Linked DNA regions of Homo sapiens: region 1 is linked to region 2. The links are chromatin contacts, found by Hi-C or POLR2A ChIA-PET in ENCODE. All regions are on one chromosome and are shown on one strand. Each heading gives the region's core, a stretch centred on a gene start or an enhancer-like site at or near the end of the contact. The rest is flanking DNA. Distances are from core to core; before and after follow the strand shown.

The links. Hi-C counts contacts between places; a loop is a spot of excess contacts on that map. ChIA-PET counts read pairs that join two places held with the same protein, here RNA polymerase II (POLR2A). Pooled maps may share reads with other maps.
Region 1: a loop to region 2 is called in a map of mammary epithelial cell, with 3 times the contacts of the local background. The contact joins the enhancer-like site here to the promoter of LINC01291 in region 2. A Hi-C loop is called at or near these places in 1 of 168 maps with a recorded cell type or tissue (mammary epithelial cell) and 3 of 50 pooled maps. POLR2A ChIA-PET finds 5 or more read pairs at or near these places in 2 of 52 experiments (K562 and activated CD4-positive, alpha-beta T cell).

What each region holds. Positions count from the first base shown.
Region 1 is chr2:75,138,410-75,145,447 of GRCh38, reverse strand. All of the region lies in intron 1 of TACR1 (tachykinin receptor 1), which reads left to right. Among named protein-coding and RNA genes, the nearest start is that of TACR1-AS1, 12 kb to the left of the region's middle. Within about 2 kb of position 3,252, at least 3 of the 41 ENCODE cell types and tissues checked have a DNase peak (open chromatin) inside an H3K27ac peak, as active enhancers do.
Region 2 is chr2:74,907,346-74,914,230 of GRCh38, reverse strand. LINC01291 (long intergenic non-protein coding RNA 1291) reads right to left here and starts at 5,270. Exons shown (of 5, transcript NR_189601.1): 1 at 5,058-5,270.

The DNA of each region.
Region 1 (7,038 bases), core at 2,003-4,502, 230 kb before region 2:
AATTATAGTTATCTCCTACTTTACACTATTTATATCTTATTCCTTTTTCTTGTCTTAGTTGCATTGACTCGCATTCCTAGAACAATGTTACTACTAATAATAATGGTCATTACCATAGTTTCTGACTCACAGACAGACCACTTCTATTTTTCATCATTGCATTTAAGATATTTTCACCATTAAATAAAATATATACACTTTATTTAATTAAAGACATATTATTCTATTTCTATCTTATATTAGAAGTGATGATACATTTTTATTAAATGTCTTTTAGTCATCCAAAGAAATGATTATAAATTTTTTCTCTTTTGATCTAATCATACAATAAATGATATTAACAGTGAATCATCTTTATGGTAATGCTTTTTCTAGAAAGGATCCATTTAACTTAAAATCTTATTCCGCTCAGGCTGTGTTAATACATTCCAAATGTATTGATTATTGTATTTCTTTCTAAAATTCCTACTATACTCTATTTTATCTCCTAAACCTACCCCTCATATCTCTTATATTTTACATATTATATTCATCTCTATCTTTTGCTTCTTGGTTTTTGGGGAACTCCTCAAAGTGGACTTTCAAATCATCAGTGTCATTTTCTGTGCTATCCAATCTGTTATTCATTGCTACCACTTCCAGTTAAAAATTTGAAATTTAAAATTTGAATTCACAAATTTATAAGATAAATTCACATTTAATTTTTTAAATGTTTAACAGTAATATTTCTGATATCAGTTTGTTAGTTGTGGATAGAATGAGTGCTTGAATCTCAAGTCTCATTGATAATATGAATCAGTTTTCTTTTTGGTTATGTCTCACTTTTTGGAATAAGCTTCTTTTAGTGGAAAATATTTGCTTTGATTCTTCGGATGAGTTTCTTCAAACTGCTAAATCATTTCATAGACCCAGTGATTTTTCTGTTTATCCATCTTTCCTGAGAAAGCACTGTATGTCCATGGTTCCAAGTTAGGATCATTTCTCTATGAGGCTGTGGGGATGCTTATTCAAATCTTATATCCAAGAAAAAGAAAAAGATAAATTTGCAGCTTCAGTTTGTGGCAACATAGTTGGCTGTGAGGAGCAGGAAGAGGCCACAGTGAAAGGCATCTGCACCAAAGAGAACTCATGTTGTGCTGAAGGATTCCTTCCAGTCTATCGTGAAGTCCACTTTATCTCAGAAGCCCACAGGCTGTGCCCACGCTTTAATTATCACACCTCTCCAGTCCAGGGAGCTCCATCGATCAGCTCCCACTGAACTTCTGTATACTTATGTAAGACCACACTTATTGTCCCAGTAGTGGCCCCATGGAGTCTGGACCCTACGGCTGAAAGTTAGGAACATTTGTGCCAAGTTAAAGTTCCCCATGATCGTGGAAACTAGGAAAATAATTACCAAGGAAAACAGTCCTGTGGCAGGGAGCTTCACTGCTAAGCAGGTGAGGAATTGATCCTCCTCCTTTGTTCTATGTACCAGCATTAGAATATTCCCTCTACACGCTTGGAAGTTAGGGAGGTTACACTATGTACCCCGTTCACCCACTGCCTGAATCAACTTTTCCTTCATATGCACAGAATTGGGGGCAGTGGGCTCATCAGTCAATCCAGGCCACTAGCACCACATTTCACAATATATCAGGCAATACAATGCTGTGAGTAAGCGTCCAGTCTCCAGAGCCAGTCTCCTTGGGTCCAAATACTATTAGGTTGGTGCAAAAGTAATTGCGGTTTTTGCCAATTTGCTTTTATTTTGCACCAACCTAATATCACTAGTCATGAGACCGTTGGAGTTAGTAATCTTCCCTGTGCCATAGTTTCTTCATCTGTAACAGGAGGACAATAATAGCTCATCAGTGCAGCTTAGTGACAGCACCTCCTTTATGGAATACCATGAAAACTCAATTAGCTAATAGATGCTGAACATTTCAGACAATGCCTACACACAGTAATGCTCGATCAGTGTTAACCAATGCAAAATAGTGCCAATACTTCTGGTTCGAAGAAGGCATCCTTCCCTGATGTTTTCTTTTTTTATAAATTTCTTTGGACATTTCAATGGAAGGAAGACAAGAGCTAAAGCTGGAAGAGTCATATTTCCATCTTGTTCCAGAAGTTCTAAAGTAATGTTTTTGAAAAGAAAACATGGTCAAAAATGTTTTGAAATGAAAATATGTCAAGAAAAAGTAAAATTCAAACTTGTTAGCAGTATCAGCAAGGCCAATCAGGATCCAGCCTGCTTTCTACCTTTTCTCTAACCCTGTCCTCGCTTGCACCTCAGACTATAGCCCAACCAAACCTCCTGGGTTCATTGTGGCAGCTCACACCACAGGGCCTCTGCTCAGGTGAGGCCTTCCTCCCTCCCTTGTTAGCACCCCATGCACCTAACTTGCTTGTCTGTAATTCTGAGGGCTCACTTCAGATATTACCCCCTCTACAAAGCCCAGAATCACATCAGCTGACCCCTCCTTGGCATCCACCCTGCACCCAGAGCAAAGTTCTCTATACTGTGTCTGTGAGACCTTACTCCACAACTATCATGATTGTTTCAATCAATGAGGGAGCTTATTAAAAGTATAGATAATGGCTCTGGAAGATTCCAATTCATTAGGCCATGGGTAGAGCCCAGGAATCCATATATTTATAAAACAACTGGGATGATTTTGAGAATCAGCCGAATTTGAGTTAATAACACACACCCTCTGATTTGATTGCCCTCTCCTCTGGTAACCTTCCCTCCCAGCTGGTTAACCTGACCTCTCCTCTGGTAACCTGCACTCCCCTCTGGTTAGCACATCCTACTCTCTAACAGCCTGTAAATTCCTTATTTGTCTTATCTGTCTTATGTCTCCAGCACCTTGCACAGTTCCTGGCACTCAAAAATGTGTTCATAAACGCATGAATAACTGAATGACCTCTTCCCTCCAGTGGATTAGGTATTTCTATCGTTATTATTCATTGCTTTTACCCACCACATTTGATTTTCAGAGACTTAACTGAAGAGCTTATAAGAGAGACAGGAATAATTGTTTCTGGTTTGGCAACATACACTAGACTTGTTTGCCAAACTTACTGCGAACCTTCTGCCTTCTTGAGAAAGGAGGCCCAGGGGATAAGAGAGGCTATTGTGAAACAACCTTCTCCTGAGACCTAAATATTTGGCAACTTTAATCCTGGCATGAGAATTGGCACAAGGAATGAGAAAATGGAACACTCAGAAAGTGTGAGCCGACACCTTAAATGGACTTAGTGGCGAGCTAGCCAGAAGGTGGAAGCAGAGGCTGGAGGCTCTAGGATTGAGCTTCATCTCCTCTCCACTCACTGCCTCCCCTCCAGTTGGTTTACTTTAGGCAAGGCATTAACTACCCTGAACTCTGTGTCCTCCTCCATAAAAGAGGGCTGAAAGCAGATTGTCACAGAATCATTTGAAATAGTATACATGAAAGATCAAGTAGAGTGCAATAAATGTTTCCTTTCTCCTTTCTGTCACATCTCAAGCTGTGGCCTAGAAAACTGTAGAACAGTTGAGAGAAGCCAGCTAGAGCCCTGGGGTTGGACTCTCACAGTAGGGCAGATGTGGGGTATGAAGCTTCAGGAAACCAGAGAGAGTCTACTAAAGCCCAGTCCCAGGTATGAAAAACAGAGCAATGAAATTTGACCCTCTTGGAATATCCAAGAATCCTCATGGGATTTCTGTAACACATTTTGAGCACATATAAGTCCTTTTTGGGGAAAGAGCCATGCCTCATTCATCTGCGTATTTATTCCTAGTACCCAATGGAGTGCCTGATATAGGACCAAGAAATATTTGTAAATTGAATAGTGGGTGGACAAAGGCATAGCTTGGTACCTTCTCTCACTAGTTTCCTAGTTCTTTCCTAGTACCATCCTCCAAACAAAGCTTTGAGTTTTTTTTTTTTTCCTTGCCTCCATGCCTGGATGTGGTTAAGCCAACCAGACAGAGCTGTAATTCCTATGCTCCTAAGCTTCAAGGCTTCCAGAGTCTACATAGCTTCCCTCTGCATGGCAGCTTTGAGCTTTCTGCTGTTAAATAAAGTTGTAAGTGTTGTAAAGCGGTTTCATTAGGGAGGGTTTTATCTTGGAGAGGCAACAAGTTCTGTTCAATGGAATAGGGAAAAGTTAACATTTAAAACTCCAGCTATTTTCTGAGGATGGTGGGTCCTGTTATGAGTTGGCTTTGTTCTGCTGAGACCATATAAATGTGGATTTGCAAACTGGAGGAGCTAGAAGATCCCAAATACTAAAGGAAGAATGGCTTCTAGCTTCTGAGGTAATACTAGAGGGAGATAAGAGAGGAAGAGAGAGAGCTGAAAAGATTATATGTGTTGCCCAATGAGACCTTCCTGAGGTCTCTAAATACCCAGTTCTTAAGAGACTCACCAGCTTTTATGGAAGTTTATAAAAGAGAGAGTTTTGTAACCATGTTAATGAGAAGGAAAAAAGACATAGTCTCCAGTATTTTGAACTAGTCACAATGGGACCCATCAAAAGAAAAACAATAAGAATTCTCACGTATCATGGATAGGGCTTTGGGCTTCATCAAGACTGTTAAACTGGGAGTTTGAGTCAGATTTATTCAGACCATTGGAGGGGCCAGAAAGAGACATCTCAAGTGATACCTGAGTCTTCTGAACTTGATATTATTCTAGACACCACAAGGAATGCATAATTCACACACAACCTGGTCCTTTTCCTCAAGGAGCTTACAATCTCATTGTGCAGACAAGATATAAAGCCACTGGGCAGCATGCCCTCAGGATGCATTTTAATTTCAACAGATAATGATGATGGAGAAGATTAGAGAAAGGCCTCAAGGAGGGCTTCTTAAGGGGCCACCCTGAGTTGAGTCTTCAGAGGGAGATGACAGTATTTGGTTTGGCAGAATCCCAGGAACAGCCTTTTCAAGAACTCCCTGACAGCACCTCTTGAAACAGACGAATCAGGAACTACCCAAGACAAAAGCAACTCCATCCACTGCTCATTTTAAGCACATGCCTCACATGATCTGCTTGTGTAAACTTTGCAGGCAAATTTGATTTCCTTAAAATCATTTTTCCAAATGTACATTTACCTGCCTTTGCTTTTTTTTCAAAAAGTAAAACAAAACTTTTCTGCCACTTCCAACATTCCACCCTCATTTTCATTAGCCCCTTGCCTTTCTGAATTAACTTGAGTGGGAAAAGGTGTGTACTTACATCCACCCAGCCTCCTACCCCTAAAAATACTGTCTACATTCAATGCTAAGGAAAGGAGGCTACTTTGAGAATTTCAGAGTAGTAACTTCCAAAGGCTAATGGATGAATGTGAGTATTTCCATTCTCATTGTGGCCAGGAAAGATAGAGATAATCATACAGTACCCAGAAAATGACTGCTTCATATGATGAGGCTTTAATTTCCATTTTAATGGAAACATGTTCATTTAAAAGAAAGAAAAGCAGATTTCTGAACTATGTCTCCTCTCTCCGTTAACAACCTGGATGTGCACCTAGAATTAATGAGCTACATTTTTATTTCTATTTTGCTAAAGAGGCTGACCAGGGCTGTTGCATTACCTGATGTCTAATCTTTCCAGTGCTCCTCTCACGCCTCCCCTCACTGTTTTCCCCCTTCTGAATGCGATGTTAGTATTTTGGCTTTGTCTCAAATAAACTTACAAGTCGGGTTTTTATTTCTCCCCAACGGAGCCTCTCAAATCCCTTATCTTCAGCTCAACAGGAAGGAGATTACTTTGTTACCAGAATATTGAACACTGATGATTTACATGTTTATATGTTGGGAAAATAAAGCTCTGACATATTCTACTTCCTATACAACAGTTCCTAATTCTCTATGTAGAGACCTAGTGGCTTAAGGGCATAGAAAGATGCCACTGTCCACTGAGCAGCAAAGAAAGGACAGCTAAGCCCGTGTTCCAACGGAGCTGACCATGTGCATAGCTATACCTTCATGGCTGCAGTGGGGAAACCAGCCAGCATAGATTCTCCTTTGCTGCTCTCATTTTAATCAAAAAATTGCAGATGCTAAAGTCAGATAGCCTGGATTCAAATCCTGTCTGATCTCTGATCCTAGCCTGAGAGGCCTGTTCAGATTCCTCCTCTGCCCAAATTCCTTGCTAGCAGTGTGACCTGAGGCAAATGACTGAATTGCTTTGTGCCTCCGTTTTCTTAGGGGTAAAATATGGATGGTAATACCTGACTGATGGAGCAGTTCATAAGAAATGATAGCTATGAAGAGTCTACATGATACCTGGACAGCCCCATTGGTTAAATATCCTATATTGAATGCTTAAACAAATGTTAATTTCATTTCCCTTTCCTTTAGAAGCCTTAATTAATATGTTAACTATTTAGTACAGAGGTCAGTAAACTATGGCCAGCAGATCAAATCCATCCATCCTTTATGTATTTAATTTATTTTATAATAAATAAAATAGATCCCCTTGTTGCATGTTCTCATGACCGTTCTTTTTCATAGGACTTACCACAGTTGTAATTGCACAGGTATTTGTAGGTTTAGTTAATTGCTATGCATCACTCTCATAAAACTGGAGCTTCCTGAGAGGAGGGGTGGTATTTATGATCTCTTCCTCTGTGTCCCAGCTCCTGCCATAGTGCCTGGCTCTGATAGGTACTCAGTATTTGAATGAATGAATGAATGAATGATTGAATGAGTAGATGAGTCTCCAGGCTACCACCCAGCCATGGATCAAGACTACATATTTGACCAATAAGGACAGAGCCAGGAGAGGCAGATCCCCCAGTCCTTGACATGACGACCACCCAGCAGAAGCTTGTTTACCATGGTATGTAATAACATACCACAGTCCAAAGCTTCATCAGAACACAACCACATCAACTGGGTGACACTCCCACCTGGATGGGCCTGTTCAAACATTTCCTCAGTTTCGAGTCAAGAAAATGGAACTTCTTCATGGAAAGAACCAATTCAGCCCTGTAGTGTATTTCTATAATACTTGAGTAACCACCACCTTCTTTGGGAAGAAGGCAAGAGTCCAGGCT
Region 2 (6,885 bases), core at 4,021-6,520:
TTTTTCCTTTTCCTTTTTTATCCTTTCTTTTTTGCTTCTTATAATAGGGAATTTCTAACATCCACAAAAATAGACAGACAGACTTGTATAGTGAATCCCCACATACCCATCACACAGGTTCAGCAATTGCTAACTCATGGTCAATCTTGTCTCTTTTCCCTCCGGCCTGAATTATTTTGAAGCCAGTCCTATAGATGTTGCATCATTTCATCTGTATATATTTCAGTTTGCATCTCAAAAAGATAAGGCCTCGTTTCTAAACATAACTATCATACTATTATTATATTCATTTAAAAAATCTTAACATCTCTAATAACCACAGTGTTCAAATTTCTCATTGTCTCATAATTTTTGTAAGTTTGATTCAAAATCCAAATAAAGCCCACCCAGTGTAATGCATGATATATCTTTTACATCTCTTTTAATCTATAAGTTCTCTCTCCATCTCTTTTTTCTTTTCAATGTGCTTGTTGAAACAAGGTCCTAGAGACTTTTCCTTACCTTACTTTTGCTGAATGCACCCCATGCTACAGTCTAACATGTCCCACCCCCTGCTCTAGTATCTGCAAATTGGTGTTTGGATTCTGGAGATGGTGGTATGGTCTCCCATCAAGAGGCACAAATTGTCTGCTTTTCTCTCTTTTTGCCGTATTCTGAGCAGTTTATGTTCACTGCCTGGGCCTATTACCTCATGAAGATTGCCAGATGGTGACATTCAAAACCTATCATTCTTCTTCATTCATTAACTGGGATCCTTCCATGCAAAGAAATGTCCCCTCATCTACTGCTTGGTTACCCTGAGGTAAAGTTTGTACAGGAAAGGCAGTACAAAATGGTTTTTCTTTCCATTTTTAACTAGTTTTTTAAATAATGAATTGATTCCCTGTCATTTTCTAAAAGATACCAATTATGAGACCAATGTTAATATCGCCATAAATTCATGGACCAAACACATTCGATGATGTTTCCATCCACTGTGGTTTTATCCTTTTGATGCTCACATTATCCCATTTTCAGCAAACGGGAGCTCCTCCTAGTTGGCTACTTAGTCCTGTTGACAGAACCCTAATCATCTTTGATAGTTTCCTTGCTATCTGGTACTTCAAGAAGCTCCAGGACATCTGGTCCATTTTCTGCCCCAGACTGTGGATCCGCAAACCTGGCAAATGGCGTTCAAGCCCACGGTCGGGGTGCTAGGGTCACTGTTGCTCCTGGGTTGGCTCAAAATAAGTCTCTTGATTTTCCCCTCAGAACTTGCACCTCCTTCAGTTTTCCCCATGTCTGTCGATGGCAGCTCCATTCTTTCATGGAATGGAGACCAAAAACCTTGGAGTCAGCCTTGAGTCTCTTTCCTTCACACATATATCCATTCTATCAGGAAATCTATTGGTTTCATCTTCAAAACACACCCAGACCCTGACCACTTCTTACGGCTGACGTCGCCACTCCCTGGTCTATCATCTCTCACCTGGCCTTCACAATCGCCTCATGACTGGTTTTTCTGTGTCTCCCTGTTGTCTCCATGGCAGCTAATGTACACTTTTTAAAATTTAACTCAGACCTTGGCACTCTTTTGCTCAAAACCATTTCCAGTGGCTTCTCATTTCACTTAAAAATCCAAAAGTCGGCCAGGTACAGTGGCTCACCCCCATAATCCCAGCACTTTGGGAGGCCAAGACAAGCAGATCACTTGAGCCCAGAAGTTCAAGACAAGCCTAGGCAACATGACAAAACCCCGACTCTACAAAGTACCAAAAGATCAGCTGGGTATGGTTTTGCACGCTTGTAGGCCCAACTACACGGGAGGCTGGGGCAGAAGGATAGCCTCAGCCTGGGAGGTCAAGGCTGTAGTGAGCCATGTTTGTACCACTGCACCACAGCCTAAGCAACAGAGTGAGACACTGTCTTAAAAAAAAATGGTCATTTGCCACGTGCAGTGCCCAGTGCTGCATCCTGGGGTGCTATCTCTCAGCAGGGTCTGGGTCAGCATCTGGTGCGAAGTGGGGTGGATACCTGAGCACAGGGGTCGCAGCTGACTGGCAGTCACTGGGAGCCCTCCAAGAGGCCACTTGGGCTCAGAAATCAGGGGACCACATGGGCTGAAGACTGGAGGCTCTTTCTCAGGTGGTTCTGGCCTTGTCATCCCCCAGGGACTCTTGCTCCATCCTGGAGAATACCTGATTTGGGACATCAGATCCCCCTGGTGAGGGAGGGCTCAGAACTAGATCTAATCTGATTTCAGTAGTATGACATTTCTTGGATCCCAGTGTTTGTGCAGCAATTTCATACTTGCTTCATGCATAATGTGTATAAACTGAATAATAAACATGCACAAACCATTTTCCTGATATTTTCATCCTATGGAGCATAGGAAAATGGCCTTAGGGCAACATCAGGGGCTTAGAAATGTATAGAAAGTTGCCAAAGAAGGGGTCACCTGGTCCTGTTAGAGGTAGAATTCTGCTTGTATAGAAGGCGGAGCTGATTCCCTAGGATGATTCTGGAGCACCAAGGCGAGTATACTCCTGGCACAACTGAGCTATCAGAGAAGAAAAACACAACTGGAGGCTGAGTGCTGCATCCCCTACTCCAGTCCCAGGGTCAGCAGGCAGCTGCAGGTGGTCCTGACATTTCCCACTGCTTATTAAAAAGGAAAACATTTAATAAAACAAAACACACGCTTGTCGCTCAGCAGGTCCAGGCACTGCCAAGGATACTGATTCCCATTTACTTCAACGCTCCGATTGGTGCTTCTTGTCTGCTTTCCCTGGAAATGGGCTTGCAGACTGGAAAACAGAGTACAGTGAGAGAAAAAACCACGCTTATCCCAAAATGAAAGAAGGGGAAAGGCACACCCTCTCCAGATAATACTATGAGAAAGGCTTCACCCCAGCCCCTTCACACGTGAGATTCTGCACTCCCTCCAGGGATAGGTTTGTGGGATTCCCTGCGATGCTGACACCTGAGAGCCTGGACCACATCCCACAGTCCCAGGATTTTCAGGTATTCATGCCAGCAGCAGATGGAGCTTATAAATAACAATACAAATGTTCAAGTTGAGTGGGAGCTTAAATATCCTCATTTCTTTATTATTTTATTTATTTATTTATTTATTTTTTTGAGATGGAGTCTCACTCAGTCACCCAGGCTGGAGTGCAGTGGCACGATCTCAGCCCACCACAACCTCCATCTCCTGGGTTTAACCAATTCTCCTGCCTCAGCCTCCCGAGTAGCTGGGACTACAGACGCATGCCACCATGCCCAGCAATTTTTTGTATTTTTATTAGAGACAGGGTTTCACCATATTGGCCAGGCTGGTCTAGAACTCCTGGCCTCAGGTGACCCACCCACCTCAGCCTCCCAAAGTGCTGGGATTACAGGTGTGAGCCACTGCACCCAGCCAAATATCCTCATTTCATAGAACAGGATGGCAGGCCCAGAAGGTCAGGTGAACAACCCAGATGATGGGCAATGGCAAATGTTCCCTCTTGTCCACACCAGTGCTCTTACCCACCCAGGGCAGTGGGAGGCCTATGAGATCTCTGACATTGTTTTCAAACATGTTTGGAATCACAGGCAAGTAAAGACTACTGCTGTCCAAGAAGAAAATAAAGATCACCTGTAATTTTCCCATCCCAGAAATAACTTCTGTGAATGCTGTGGAATATATCTGCCTCTGTGCTTGCCTCTCCCCCTCCCTTCTAATTCTATGCTCAACACTAGAGAAAACAGTTTTCAAGCACATATATAAGGGTTATGACATTGTCCGTATACCAGGCCTCAAAGGATTACTTGATAAATTCCAAAGAATCAATGTCATACAGATCATGTTCTCAGACCAGAATGCCAAAAAATTAGAAATGAATAACAGAGGGATAGTTTATACAAACATATTACTGGAAACTAAATAATATATTTTAAAAGGTAAAAAAAAAAAAAAAGTATAGCAAATTGCTAGTTGCTTAGAGTATCAATGAAATGGCAATGTATCAAAATGTGTAGGACTTACAGCAGTAGATAGAAATTATAACTTCAAACACAAGTAAAACTGTAAATTCAAGAAGTTGGAATAAGATCAACAGAGCCAAGAAACAAGAAGGAAAAATAAGTAAAGAAAGGCAAAAATCAATAAAATGGAGAAGGAAAAAACAGAAAGAAATGACCAAATCAAAAGCTAATTATTTGAAAAGATTAGTGAAATAAAATTCTGGCAAGACTGATCGAGAAAAAGAGTGAGAAAGGCCAGGAACGGTGGCTCACGCCTGTAATCCCAGCACTTTGGGAGGCTGAGGCGGGCGGATCACAAGGTCGGGAGTTCAAGACCAGCCTGGCCAATATGGTGAAACCCCATTTCTACTAAAAATACAAAAATTAGCTGGGCGTGGTTGTGCGCACCTGTAATCCCAGCTACTCAGGAGGCTGAGCCAGGAGAATCGCTTGAACCTGGGAGGCGGAGGTTGCAGTGAGCCGAGATCACACTATTGCACTCCAGCCTGGAGCAATAGAGTGAGACTCCGTCTCAAAAAAAAAAAAAAGAAAAAAGAAAAAAAGAAAAAGAGTGAGAAAATGAAATTGCAATAGATAAAACCTACAATGAAAAAGGGGGAAAAACAATTACAGGCACAACAAAGATGAAAGAATAATGTAATTGCAGTAACCCTTCTGAAGTAACGTTGTCAAAATATCAAACCTAAACCTGATCATGGATTTGAGATGGGATAGTTCCTTTGACCCCCTTCATGGGCAGGAACTGGAGTGGCTCGTTTCACTCAGCCCGTCACTGGCCACTCCTCGCATGGGGGAGCGTAAGAGCAAGCGGGTGCAGGAACCCAAGCAAACGAACCCCAGAACCCGCCGGTCGCTCCTCTCTGGAGGGAGCAGGCTCTATGCATGCTACACAGCAGTGTCCATGCATGTTTCAACCAGCGCTCTTTCAGCTCTGCCGTCCAGGTACGGCCAAGTGCCAACCAGCTCAGTGGAGAGTCAGGGTGGTAGCCCCTGCCCTCTTGGCACCTGAGTTCTCGTTTGGCGTCCAGGAAGAATCAGCTCACACGAACCGTTTGAAAGGTGATGAATGCGGAAGACTTCATTGAGCGGTGGGTGGCTCTCAGCGGAAAGGGAGGCTGGAAAGCAGATGGGAACGTGAGCTTTCTCTGAAGCCCGGCAGTCTCCGGCCAGGTCCCTCTCTGAAGCCGCACCGTCTGAAGTTAGCCGCATCTATCCATTGTCTCTGACACTCAGCTGCGTGTATCCTCGCCGCTCAGCCGCTTCTATTGCGCTGCCAGCTGAAGTCTTTTATGGGCACAGGATAGGGGCGGGGCAGGCCAAAAAGGCAACATTTGCTTGGAAAACCAGGATCACCTGTTTTCACTTAGGGCGGTGGTTCCTGGCTTAGGGGTGGGGTTTAGCTGGGAGCCCAGCCCTTCTGTATCAGATTGAGATTTAACTACCAATTTACAGGAATACAGAGGACAAGGGAACGTGTCAAACTAGAGATGCAATCATAGGAAACTCTGGGAGGAAAACAGAAAGCTGAAAAGAAACAGAGGTTATGAGAAATTAAAAGGCAGGTCTGCCAAGTGCAATGTGTAAACTTTGGATTCTGATTCAAATGACAAAGTTATCTCCCCCGCCAAAAAAAAAAAAAAAGACATTTGTGAGAAAATTGGAAGTTTAAACACTAATGGGGAGTTTCTTGATGTTGATAAATTATTATCTGGGGAGGAGGTAATGACACTGTGAACAGGTTGAAAAAGAGTCTTTGTCTTTTGAAGATTTTTACCGGAGCATTTGCAGGTGTCATTATACAATGTCAGAGATTTACTTCAAAGAATTGTGAGGGGATGTGGGCGGGGCTCTAGATGAAACAACATTGGCCATGAATTGATAACTGCTGAAGCACCAGAGGTTTATCAATCCACTTTTGAATGTATTCGAAATTTTCTAAAAAAAAAAAAAGTTTTTAGAGTATTATGAACAACTGTATCCAAATAATGTGAAACTTTAGATATTATAGACAACTTTGTGGGGAAATACTAAATGCCAAGATATAGTATACTTGAATAGACTAACAAGCATTAAAGAAATTGAAACGCTAATCATAGCTCCTCTCCCTAAAGCCCAGATAGCTTTACAAATATGCTCTACCTGTCTTCAAGAGACAGATTTTTTTATCTCACAAATTGTTGCAGCAAGTGAAAAAGAGAAAATTGTCCAGCCTTTTTTATGAAGCTAATGTAATCTTGATTCAAAACTAGATTGGGCCAATACAAAAAAAAAAAAAAATTACATGCTCATTGTATTTCTGAATAAGTGATATGGTTTGGCTGTGTCCCCACCCAAATCTCAAATTGAATTGTATCTCCCAGAATTCCCACGTGTTGTGGGAGGGACCCAGGGAGAGGCAATTAAATCATGGGGGTTGGTCTTTCCTGTGCTATTCTCATGATAGTGAATAAGTCTCACGAGATCTGATGGGCTTATCAGAGGTTTCTGCTTTTGCTTCTTCCTCTTTTTTTTTTTTTTTTTTTTTAGACAGAGTCTTGCTTTGTCACCCAGGCTGGAGTGCAGTCGCTCAATCTTGGCTCACTGCAACCTCCGCCTCCCAGGTTCAAGCAATTCTCCTGCCTCAGCCTCCTGAGTAACTAGGATTACAAGCACCCGCCATCACATCTGGCTAATTTTTGTATTTTTAGTAGAGACAATTTCACCATGTTGGCCAGGCTGGTCTTGAACTCCTGACCTCATGATCTACTCGTCTTGGCCTCCCAAAGTGTTGGGATTACAGGCGTGAGCCACCATGCCCAGCCACTTTTTCCTCATTTTTTCTTGCCATGTAAGAAGTGCCTTTTGCCTCCTGCCATGATTCTGAGGCCTCCCCAGCCA